2 separate regions of the Homo sapiens genome follow, and region 1 is linked to region 2. A link is a contact called in ENCODE Hi-C or POLR2A ChIA-PET data. All regions are on one chromosome and are shown on one strand. The core of a region is the stretch at or near the end of the contact, and the rest is flanking DNA. Distances in the headings are between cores, read along the strand shown. Region 1 overlaps LOC107985855 (a long non-coding RNA gene). Region 2 has its middle 39 kb from the start of GACAT3.

Region 1 (5,181 bases), core at 1,460-3,959, 410 kb before region 2:
TTTTTGCTCATGCTGTTCCTCCCACCCAGCAAGCTCTTCCTAAACCATCTCCTATCACCATGATGATTTCTGCATTCATTTCAGAGTTAGGCTCTGCATTTATTCCTGAGGCGTCTCTCCTGCCTGTCCCCTCCACTCAGCCAAGTTCTTCATGGCTACTTGCATGTCTCCTGGATCACACAGCTAACTGTGCAATTCGTTGTTTAATTTTATAGTTTCACTAAACTGTGAGTTTCCTTGGTACAAAGCTCTAATCTTTCTTCACTGTTAGGTCCTCATAGCCCAGCACCCTGCTAGGCACACACACACTAGGTATTTAATACATATTTGTGAGCAAAGGAATGGATGGATAAATAAGAAATGAATGAGTTAATGAATTGATATTTTAATAGCCTCTTCCCCATAGTTGGAAGTTCTGCTTAGCAGTCTATTCTCTCACTTTTCTATCTCTTCCATACATTTCAGTGCTGGCTTTGCCAACACTGAAAGAAAACAGTCGACAGGCTAAAGTTCCAACTCCTTGCCAGCAGATCCTTATGCCACGCTGTCATGGGAAATCTCGACCCCTTGCCACCCCCTTCTGCACCCCTGGCCCTGTGTGTTCACCTCTAGGGAGATTCAAAGAGGGTGAGCGGCAGCGGTCATAATCACTTGCTATCATAATGTAAATTTGCAAACCTATGTAATGTACCAATCTAATTTCCTTTGAAAAACATATACCCAGATAGTCTTTAAGTTGTGAACAATGTTTTGTTTCATTTTGCAGATATTTAAGAAATGTGAAGCAGGAATTGTTAATAACAGGAGGAAAAGAGTGGCCTCTTGTGTAAAGCCCGGAGTGCTGAGCTTGTGTGTGCATGCATTTACCGCCATTAATGATAATAGGAGTTAGGTGCATAATGGGTGTTCCTGTAAATCTATCCAGAGGATAATATACCCCTTAATTTAAAATAGCTGATAAAGTGTGAATAAAGGCCTCTCATCTTTACAACTTCTCATTTCTATTAAGAAAGGAATCACATAACATTTTAGGGCTCTCAACTAATTAACTGTGCATATGGATTTGGAGGGCACGTGCTTTGTGCACAATAGACTATTCCCCCATCTACATTCATAGGCGGCGGAAGCTCTGGGGCTGAGAACCCTGGATGTGATTGAACTTCATAGCACCGGCTTTGATTGGAAGGGGTTGTCTGCTTACCGCTTGTCAAAGGAGAGGAATCGCTAAATCAGCGGTAGGGACGGAAGGAATGGGAACTGAGGCAAACAAGAGAGCTAAAGAAAAGAGATTACATCCTTTGGAAGATTCTAAGTGTCTGCTACATTGCCTTGAAAATCTAACACATGCTGGGAGACCCTGAAACCTGTTCATAGTGGCAATTCTACTGTAAAACCTACTTCTTAGAGATCAACCATATGAAAATCTGGCTGTTTGGAACGTAGAATGTGCAAAAAAGAACAAAAAAATTTGATTCAACATAAACACATAAAAAGGTCTATGTGCTTTCCACTTGCTATATTGTATTTTATTTGTGATCCACCCAGCTCTTGATGTGTGCCAGGCCCTTCTGGCTAATGTCGACATTAGTTGATGTTTGGTCTTTAGCTGTGACATATATAATTAACAAACAAGATAAATATACACTTTGCCATTCTGATATAAGTGGTGTAATTAGATATTTCTCCTTACATTCCTTCCTTAGAGAGATATTCACAATCAGCAAAAGGATGATTAAAACAACAAACCGATACATTTCCAGAATTCAACAAAAGAAACAATTTCTGTAAAAGCCACTAATTCAAAACCAAAGAAATTGTTTGATATGAACACTTAGTAAGCACTCAATGAAGATGTGTTCAATTAAATGGAATTGAATTGAAAATTCAAAGGAATCATTCATATTCAATTCAAAACAGTGCTTTTCAAATGTCAGGAAGTTGGAAGCTACTCCTTTATTCACAATTTCCATGTAGTTTAGAAAAAAAAAAGTATTTGTCTTCTATTATTTCTTATTCTTCCCTATGTAATTAGAGGAAGGCTATAAAGTCTTATTAAGACAATCTCTAGACTTTTTAAATTACATGAACAATATAAAGCAAATAGGCCCTTTTAGGGAGAGGGATTTTTTTAAAGATTTGCATTTCCAGCAGAGCCATGAGTAACAGAGCCAGTGTCAAGGAGAGTGGATGCCACCAGCGTTCAATGAAGAAATTGTATGATCTGCCATTTAGCAATTTCACTTCTGTGTCTTTTTTCTCTTCCCTAAACCTACACCCCCAACTCAGTTTCTTTTTTTTTCCTCTGTTGCTGATCCAGATGCTCCAAAGAAATCAATATTTGTTGATTTTAGGACACAGGCAGTAAATCTGGAGTATTTTCAGCTTGAAGGTGTTTCTCTCTAACCCTGCTGAATAACATGGTGACTTTGCTACTCAGAGTTTAGGTGAGGCAACATGTGACTCCAAGGCATGTCTGTAAAAATGTCCATGGAGCAAGAAGGAGACTCATAACGTTGCTTTTTCAAAGTGCAATAAAACACCCAAATCTACCAAGAGCTAGTGGGCCCTTGCACATGACAATTAAACATTAACAGCCCCAGGGCCCTGGGAGCAGGGCCCAGCAACCCTTTGAAGCCCTGTTTGCCAATTAAACACCGTCTGACATTCGAGTCAAGGTGGCAGGGATCCAAAGCAGAGATAGGAACGTCAACCACTTCAGGGGCATTCATTAGCTCCCCAGACATTCCTGGCGTGGCCTGTTTCTTTACTATTGCCAAATCCACACCCTGCTCTGGAACTCAGGGGCTCTGAGAAAGTTTACTCAGATAAGCTTATTATGGAAATAGCACTTTGTCACCGTTTACTACTCACTCCTTGTTCAATTATCTTTTATCTGTTTAGAGTATTTGCCAGCTCTCCCAAGGTTCCCTGGGATGAGGCCACTGGATTGAAAGTCCTCACTGGGGCTGTAGAAGGGGTAGGGGGAGGTACCACTCTGTGCTTGCCTTTCTGGTCCAAGAATGCTGAGCTCTCTCCAGCATTTTGGAAACTGCTAAGAGGGTACTAGTAAAAGATCTTGTATTTTCTGATCATGGGAAAAACTGCCCAACCTTGAGACAGAGACCTAGGTATCCTGAGGCCCCACAGTCAGCAGAAAGAAGGATGGTGTGTCATTTTGATTATAATAGTGAGCATTTAATGCATATTACTAGGGCAGAATGATGAGCAGGGAATTTCACCTACTCCCTACCACCATTCATATTAGACGCTCTCTCTCCGAATTTATGCATAGCTTTGGAACCAATATAATTGAGGTTTTTGTTGGTGAGCCTCAGTCAAATCCCAGTCGCCACCATCACCACGGTTCCTATTGAGTCATCTGGTCTATTATCGTTGTGGAGTACCATTTTTGTATTTTAATGCCTTCAGATTGAATGACTTCTCTATGGTGAACTCATCCCAGATGTCAGGATGCATGTTGCATTTTTGCTGCTGTGATGGTTTTAAAATATGCCCATAAGTTCTTTGATACTCCTCCCATCAAAAGGTAGAGATTAATTACCTTTCCTCTGAGTATGAGCTGAAATTACTGACTCACTTCTAACCAACAGAATGTAGTGGCATCCAAATTTAGGTAATACAGGTCATTGAAGCTTCTGTCCTGCTCTTTCTCTCTTATTGCTGGCTCTAGTGGAAGCCACTACCAAGCCATAAGGAAATGCAAGAAGCCCTGTGGAGAGGTCCCTGTGGAGAGGTTCACATGGGGAAGAACTGAGGCCTTCTGCCAAAGTCCATGCAACCGAGCTTAGATGCAGATCCTGCAGCCCCACACAAGCCTTAGATGGTTTGTCCCAGTTGACAGCTTCAGTGCAATCTCAGCAGAGTCAGGACCACTCAGCTGATCTGCTCCCAAATTTGGGATAATTTGTTACGCAGCAATAGATAACTAATATACCTGCCTCAACTAATTGCCAAGGAACTGCAAAAGGATCCCAGGCAAGAGTCACCAGACCTTGTTGTTTACAGGCTGTGTGACCTTGGAAGATTTACTCACCTGCTCTGGACTTCAGATTTCTCTGTTGATACTTGCTGTTCTAGTTGATGTGAGAGTCAGTGAAGTGTTTTTGAGAAATTAAGAGTTCTCTGATATCATAATTGTATTGTTGTCCAGAATATCTTCTTCTGCAGTGATTCCCCCTCTTGCTTTCATGCTTCAGCTAAATTAACCATTTCTCCTCAAAAGAGGCAGCTTCACTTTTGCCCTGTGTAGAATGTCCTCTCCCTATTCTAATTATCTAAAAAATGAAATATCTCTGTGCATAATGTGCTCAGCTGTTCACCTGCAGCACAATGTCTTTCTGTTCATTCTTCCTTCTAACAGAACCCAGATCACTTTCAGAAAGTCACCTGCTCCCAAGCTACTCCTTATCCCCAGTTCTAAGAGGAAACTTTGATCGATTCAAGCCAATCAGAGTTATCTCCCTCCCTTTGTCAGTGACTGGTTTAGTATCTGTCATGTAATGCAATTCTGGCCAATGCTCTGGGGGAATTCTGGGAATGTTTTTCTTGCTTCAGAGAATGAGAAAAAGACGTTTTTGTTCTTCCCCTGGGCCTTCATCCTGTCTGGATTTGGCTCCTGGGACTTCCGTGTCATTGTACTGCAACCCAAAACTCAGAGGGTGCAGCTGAGAGTCATTGCAGAGAAGTGGAGCTGGAGTCCTGGCCCCACGGCACCATAAGCCCGCCCCTGTAAGAAACTCTTAGTACTTGGGACTGCTTTCCTGCCAGAGCCAGTTTGAGTAAGGATGACCTACTGTGGTTAAATCAGGCTTCAGAGCCAGGGCAAATCTCATCTCCTGCAAGATGCCTGCATGGGCCCACCCACCCTTGAAGGCTTTTCTCAGCTTAGAGGTCCTGTGCCTCTGCCTGGGTGGGCAGCTCCAGTGGTCATCACTGGATGCACACAGCTTTGTTCCAGTATTCAATATCAATGCATCACACCCTCACTTACCACTGCACCCACCACACTGAGAGCCTCATGGAGAAAGGGCAGATTATTAGTGTCTGAATTCCCCATACCAGCACCAATCCTGCACATGAATATGTTCAGTAAGCCCAAAAGGTTCTGTTGAACCTTCCTCTAACCCAGTGGGTACCTACTGACCTAACAGTTCCATAACT
Region 2 (5,561 bases), core at 349-2,848:
AGGGCGAGGGGTATTAGTAAACATGAAGCGAAGGCCTCGGGATGGTTGTTAAACAGAGAGCCGGGCTGAATCAGGCGAGGCCGGAACACCTGCCATGTGTCCGATGCCCAGAGCGCCCGGGCGTGTCCCTGAGGCCTGGACACTCCCCCTGCGAGCCGTTTCCAAACCAAATGAGATGAAGACACACAAAGAACAAATGCCTTCGGCACCTACTGACAGCGGAGGGGCTCCCGGGCGCGACTCAGGGACAGCTCCTCCGGCTTTACCTTCGGAGCTTGTGGTTTTGCTTACAGGGGTTTTTAAAAATTTCTGCGTGTGCAGGTGTTTTCTTTTTGTTAGTTTCAACGCAGCCGCAACTTGCCTCTGACATTTCAAAGTGATGGAGGTGCCTTTTCTTCCCGCCACCCTCTCTGGTGCTTCCTGCGCGTCGCGCATCTCGGGCTCTGAAGACCCTTGCTCCGGATGACCAGGAGGAGAGTGCATGCCACACGTCCGAAGCTGCGTCTCCACAGAGATCCCCTCCTTCCTGGTGCCTCGCTCACATTCTTGAAGCCCCCTGGCTCCTTGCCCAACACTCCCCAGTCTCACAAAGAAAAGAATTTGCTTTTTTTTCCCCTTCCTCCAAGCTCTCCTTCTCTTTCTCTAGCTCTCTCACTGTTTGTCTCTGTCTCACAGCCTCTCTCAGTCTCTGTCTGAATCTTTCTGTCTCAGTCTCAGTCTCTGTCTCCCTGTCTCTGTCTCTCTTTCTGTCTCTGCCTGTCTCTCTGTGTGTCTCTGTTTCTCTCTCTCTGCTTTTCAGTCTCTCCTCTCTCTCTTTTCCTCTCTCTCTTTTTCAAATTTCAAAGCGTTGCTTTGAATGACGGACTATTCAGGACAGGCAGAATGAGGCCTCTCTGGGGCTCGGCTGCAGTCAAAGCCTCCCGCACTTCTAAAGGGGCTGCGGCCGGTCTACCCGGGGCGCGGGCGGCGTTGTCGCGGTGGCGGCGGCCCTGCGCCCCGACTGGCCATCTGTATGCAAATCTCAGCAGACCCAGCAAACTTGCATCAGCCTGGCCGGCCTGGCGGGCTGTGCACTCGGCAATTATCAGTGCACATCGGGCCTTTGTGCCCACGGCCGGGCTTTGTGGGTGCCCAGCACCTGCACCTCGGAGGTGGCAGATGGCAGGACTTGGCAGCAATATGGAAGTTTGCCTGAATGTGGCCAAGCCACAAATGGACATCTTTTATTTCTTCCTGGGGGTGGGGAGCTGAAGAGAGGGGGATTAGTGCTGGATTACCACCCATTCACGCACTCGGCAAATATTTATTGAGTGCCTACTATGTGCCCCCAGCCAGTGGTCTCAGGAAGGGCCCAACAAAGGAAGGAAATGATGTGGGTGTTTTGCTGGGAAGAAAGAAAAAAAAATCTGGGAAGTGGCTATTTGCATTCAAAATTGCTACATATGCAACTGGCAGGACAGGTTTTCATTCCTGGAGACTGCAGCCGTGGCAAGCCTAGGAGCCCCTCCCTTCCCGGCTCCTTGCAGACACCAGCTCCTGCCTGGCCCCTGTGCCACATGCTCGTGCAAGCTGATGTAGTGCCACCATCAGAGTGTGCTCTACCCAAGAGTCTGGATTGCCTTGAACCTCAGTGAGGTGGCCTCTGCCAGGGACTCCAGATGAAGACAGAAAAGTGCTGTTGCTTGGTCAATCTGCCCACAGAGTGGGAAATGGTCTGGGTTCGCTGGGGAGACAGGCTGTGTCACAGGTCTGCTGGGAATGAGCTTCCTCTCCCAAGGCGCCTTTTTGTTGTAGTTGTTGTTGTTTGTTTGTTTTTTAAGACAGGATCTCACTCTGTCTCCCAGGCTGGAGTGCAGCAGTGCCATCATAGCTCACTGTAGCCTTGAGCTCTTGGGCTCAGACAATCCCCCCAACTCAGCCTCCTGAGTTTCCAGGACTACAGGGGCACACCACCACACCCAGCTAATTTTTTAGTTTTTATTTTATTATTATTTTATTTATTTATTCATTCACTCATTCATTATTTTGTAAAAATGGGGTTTTGCTATGTTGCCTAAGTTGGTCACAAAGTCATGGCCTCAAGCAATCCTCCCATCTTTACCTCCCAAAGCGCTGGGATTACAGGCATGAGCAACCTCACCTGGCCATGATGCCTTTGTTAAACCATCATTCTGAGAGCTTTGCACATGGAGGAGGCTTTGCACATTTTCAAACTGCTTATAGCAGCCCAAATAGACTAAGACAAATGGAAAAGTAAAGCACTCTACCAGTTTCCCAGGTGAGTTTTCATTTGTTTTCACATAATTCATTCCATAAATTAGAGTGGGAGTTTTGCAGATATGGCATCAAAGCACCTGGTTTCTATAGGAGGTAGTTCAAGGCCAGTACAACAAAGCAAGGAGCTCAAAGCATTAGGGTATGTGCCCTTTCGGTCACTCTGCAAGTTGGTATTCAATTTACAGAGGAGAAAGCCAATCACAGAAATGCAGTGAAAAGAGATCTTATGGCAAGTTTGAGAGAAAGCCCAGATGAAAGCCTTGGTCCCCTGACCCCAGCGTTGAGCTGGTGTGAATGGCAGAGCAGATCTCTCCTCCAAAGTTAGTTGGTCTTTGCTTAACAAGACCATTTTAATGCCAGGCTATGTTGAGAAAACATTTTGACAGGGCCTAAAAATTCTTTTTTATTTCCAAATAAGTATGCATCTGGCACTATGGCCCCAAACCACACTGGAGCCTCAATCTGTCCCCACCTTCTGGGAATCTCTACTTCCCACCCTGTCCCTGGTGCTCCTGCATCTCTCATCCTTGCATCACTTTTGAGCACCTTGTTTTGTTGCACTGGCCTTGAACTACCTTCTACAGAAAGCAGGTGCTTTGATGCCATGTCTGCAAAACTCCCACTCTAATTTATGGAATGAATTATGTGAAAACGGATGAAAACCCACCTGGGAAGCTGGTAGAGTGCTTTACTTTTCCATTTGTCTTAGTCCATTTGGGCTGCTATAACAAATTGCCATAGACTGGTGGCTTCAACAACAAACATTTATTTCTTACACTTCTGGAGGCTGGAAGTCCAAGATCAACATACTGACAAATCTGGTACCTGGTGAGAGCTCTCCTCCTGGTTTGCAGATGGCCGTCTTCTTGCTATGTCCTCACATGGTAGAGAGCAGAGAGAAAGAAGCAGTAAGCTCTTATGTCTCTTCTTATAAGGGCACTAATCCTATCATGATGGCTTCATCCTCACAGTCTAATTACCTCCCAAAAGCCCAACCTCAAAATACCATCACATTAAGGATTAGGGTTTCAACATACAAATTTTGGGGAGACATAAATATTTAGTTCCTAATACTATTTTACAAGAACAATGAGTAACATTCCCTGCTGATTAACAAAGTAGAACTACCAGGCAAATCTGACATCTACATCAACATCTCTAAGGAATGAAGTTGAGCATGTGACCAAATCAAAGTCAGGGCTGGGTAAACCTCAGGATGGGGTTTGAATCAGCAGCTAAGGGAGGAAAGGATCCGGGCAGAAGGAGATGCCTATGGCATATATTTCCTGATGATAACAAATACTATGTATGCAGTTTGAGGGCACACAGTCAAAATATCCAATATGGTGGCTGGTACTGGGAACCATTCGCTATGACTGAGGCATTGCAGACTCCTGGGAACTAAACCTGAGAACAGGGTGTTTGCCTGCCCAATATCATCAACTAGAAATAGCTCCCTGCCCCACAAGCTGGGGTTGGGGGCTGCAATTATTGTCCTGGGTTCCAGGAGGCACCATAAGATCTGGAAAGTGCCCTTCTGTGTACATCCTGAAGGAAGGAGGATTTAGGGCACATTTGGAATTGAATTCAACTTAACACATTTGTACTGTGCAGGGAGGTCAATTTAGACAGGGTGGGTAATTTTAAATAGAGTGAACAAAGGCTCCGAAATGGGAAAAATGCAGAGGTGCTCAGAGAACAGTGGGTTGCCTAATTTAACTAAAATAAAAGTTTGTGAGAAAAACACATGAGATGAAGTCAGTTAAAGTAGGTTATGCAGGGTCTCCACCATCGAATTCCATGGATGAGACTTGGCCCCTGGTCAAAAGCAAGCCCTGTGAGGTTATTGGCAAGAAATGTGCCTTGCTTCGGTCTGTGTCTTAGATAACTCAGGCAGTTGAGACATGAATGGATTAGAGTGGAGAAGTGAATAGAGGCAGGGAGGTTGGTGAAGCAGGTTGGGGGAGCTTTTGAAGATAAGATGTTTCTTCATTGATGCAGGATGAGATAGACTGTAAAGGGGTAAAAGGGGAAGAATTTTGTTGCCTAGAGTCAGCATCCTTATCTGTAAATTTGGGATACTATTACCTAACTGATAGAATTCCTATAATTAAACAAGAATGTATGTGAAAGTACCCAGAACTGTCCCTGGCACACAGTAGAAACTTAATATCTATGTAATAAATGAATGGATTGATAAAAAAAAATGAACAGATAGAGAGGCAGGTGAATGCATGGTGGGTGGATGAATGGAGGGACAGGTGAATGCATGGTGGATGGATGGAGGGACAGGTGAATGCATGGTGGATAAATGGAGGGACAGGTCAATTCATGGTGGATAGATGGAGGGACAGGAGAATGCATGGTGGATGGATGGACATGTCAATTCATGGTGGCTGGATGGAGGGACAGGAGAATGCATGGTGGGTGGCTGGATGGAGGGACAGGTGAATGCATGGTGGGTGGATGGAGGGGCAGGTGAATGCATGGTGGATGGATGAGGGACAGGTGAATTCATGGTGGGTGAATGGATGGAGGGATAGGTGAATGCATGGTGGAAGATGGAGGGACAGGTGAATGCATGGTGGATGGATGGAGGGACAGGTGAATGCATGGTGGATGGATGGAGGAACAGGTGAATGCATGGTGGATAAATGGAGGGACAGGTGAATGCATGGTGAGTAGATGGATGGAGGGACAGGTGAATGCATGGTGGATGGATGAAGGGACAGGTGAATGCAGGGCAAATGAGTAAATGAATAAACAGATTGACAAATGAGGGAGTGGAGGGAGGTACCAGTGGTCAATTGTTGAGTACATTCTTCCAGATACTGTTCAAAGGCGACCTCCTCCAGGAAGCCTCCCAGAACTTCAGCTTACCCTTCTCCCCAACTCCATGTGACCGCTTTTACATTCCCCCAATAATAAAGTGATTCCTTCCTCTCTTAAACTGCCTTGAAAAACAGGCCCCTCCACATTGCTGTGGTCACTCACTCCACTCGGCCCTTGCTTCATCTTAACTCTAACAATGGTCTCGTTCAGGAACACCACCTCACTTCCCCAACATAGGCTCTGGGCACACATTTGCAGTTTGGGTTTTTAGAAGGGCGACTTGCTACTGATGATTTGATTTCATCCCAAGACTTGACCCCACATTCAACCTGTAACGTTGAACAAATACACTTAACTTCACAGGGACTCCCCTCCCTCACCTATAAAACAGACAACTACATCGCAGCAGAAGGTAGGAGGGGTCTAGGCCCTCAGAGTTCCTCTGGAAGGGG

The links. Hi-C counts contacts between places; a loop is a spot of excess contacts on that map. ChIA-PET counts read pairs that join two places held with the same protein, here RNA polymerase II (POLR2A).
Region 1: a map of Caco-2 shows a loop between it and region 2 (16-fold over the local background). The contact joins two enhancer-like sites. A Hi-C loop is called at or near these places in 1 of 168 maps with a recorded cell type or tissue (Caco-2). POLR2A ChIA-PET finds 5 or more read pairs at or near these places in 2 of 52 experiments (Panc1 and activated T-cell).

What each region holds. Positions count from the first base shown.
Region 1 is chr2:16,423,404-16,428,584 of GRCh38, reverse strand. The region is part of intron 2 of LOC107985855 (a long non-coding RNA gene); the gene reads right to left. Among named protein-coding and RNA genes, the nearest start is that of CYRIA, 240 kb to the left of the region's middle. Within about 2 kb of position 2,709, at least 6 of the 41 ENCODE cell types and tissues checked have a DNase peak (open chromatin) inside an H3K27ac peak, as active enhancers do.
Region 2 is chr2:16,008,765-16,014,325 of GRCh38, reverse strand. No RefSeq gene overlaps it. Among named protein-coding and RNA genes, the nearest start is that of GACAT3, 39 kb to the left of the region's middle. RefSeq lists an enhancer at 267-878. Within about 2 kb of position 1,598, at least 3 of the 41 ENCODE cell types and tissues checked have a DNase peak (open chromatin) inside an H3K27ac peak, as active enhancers do.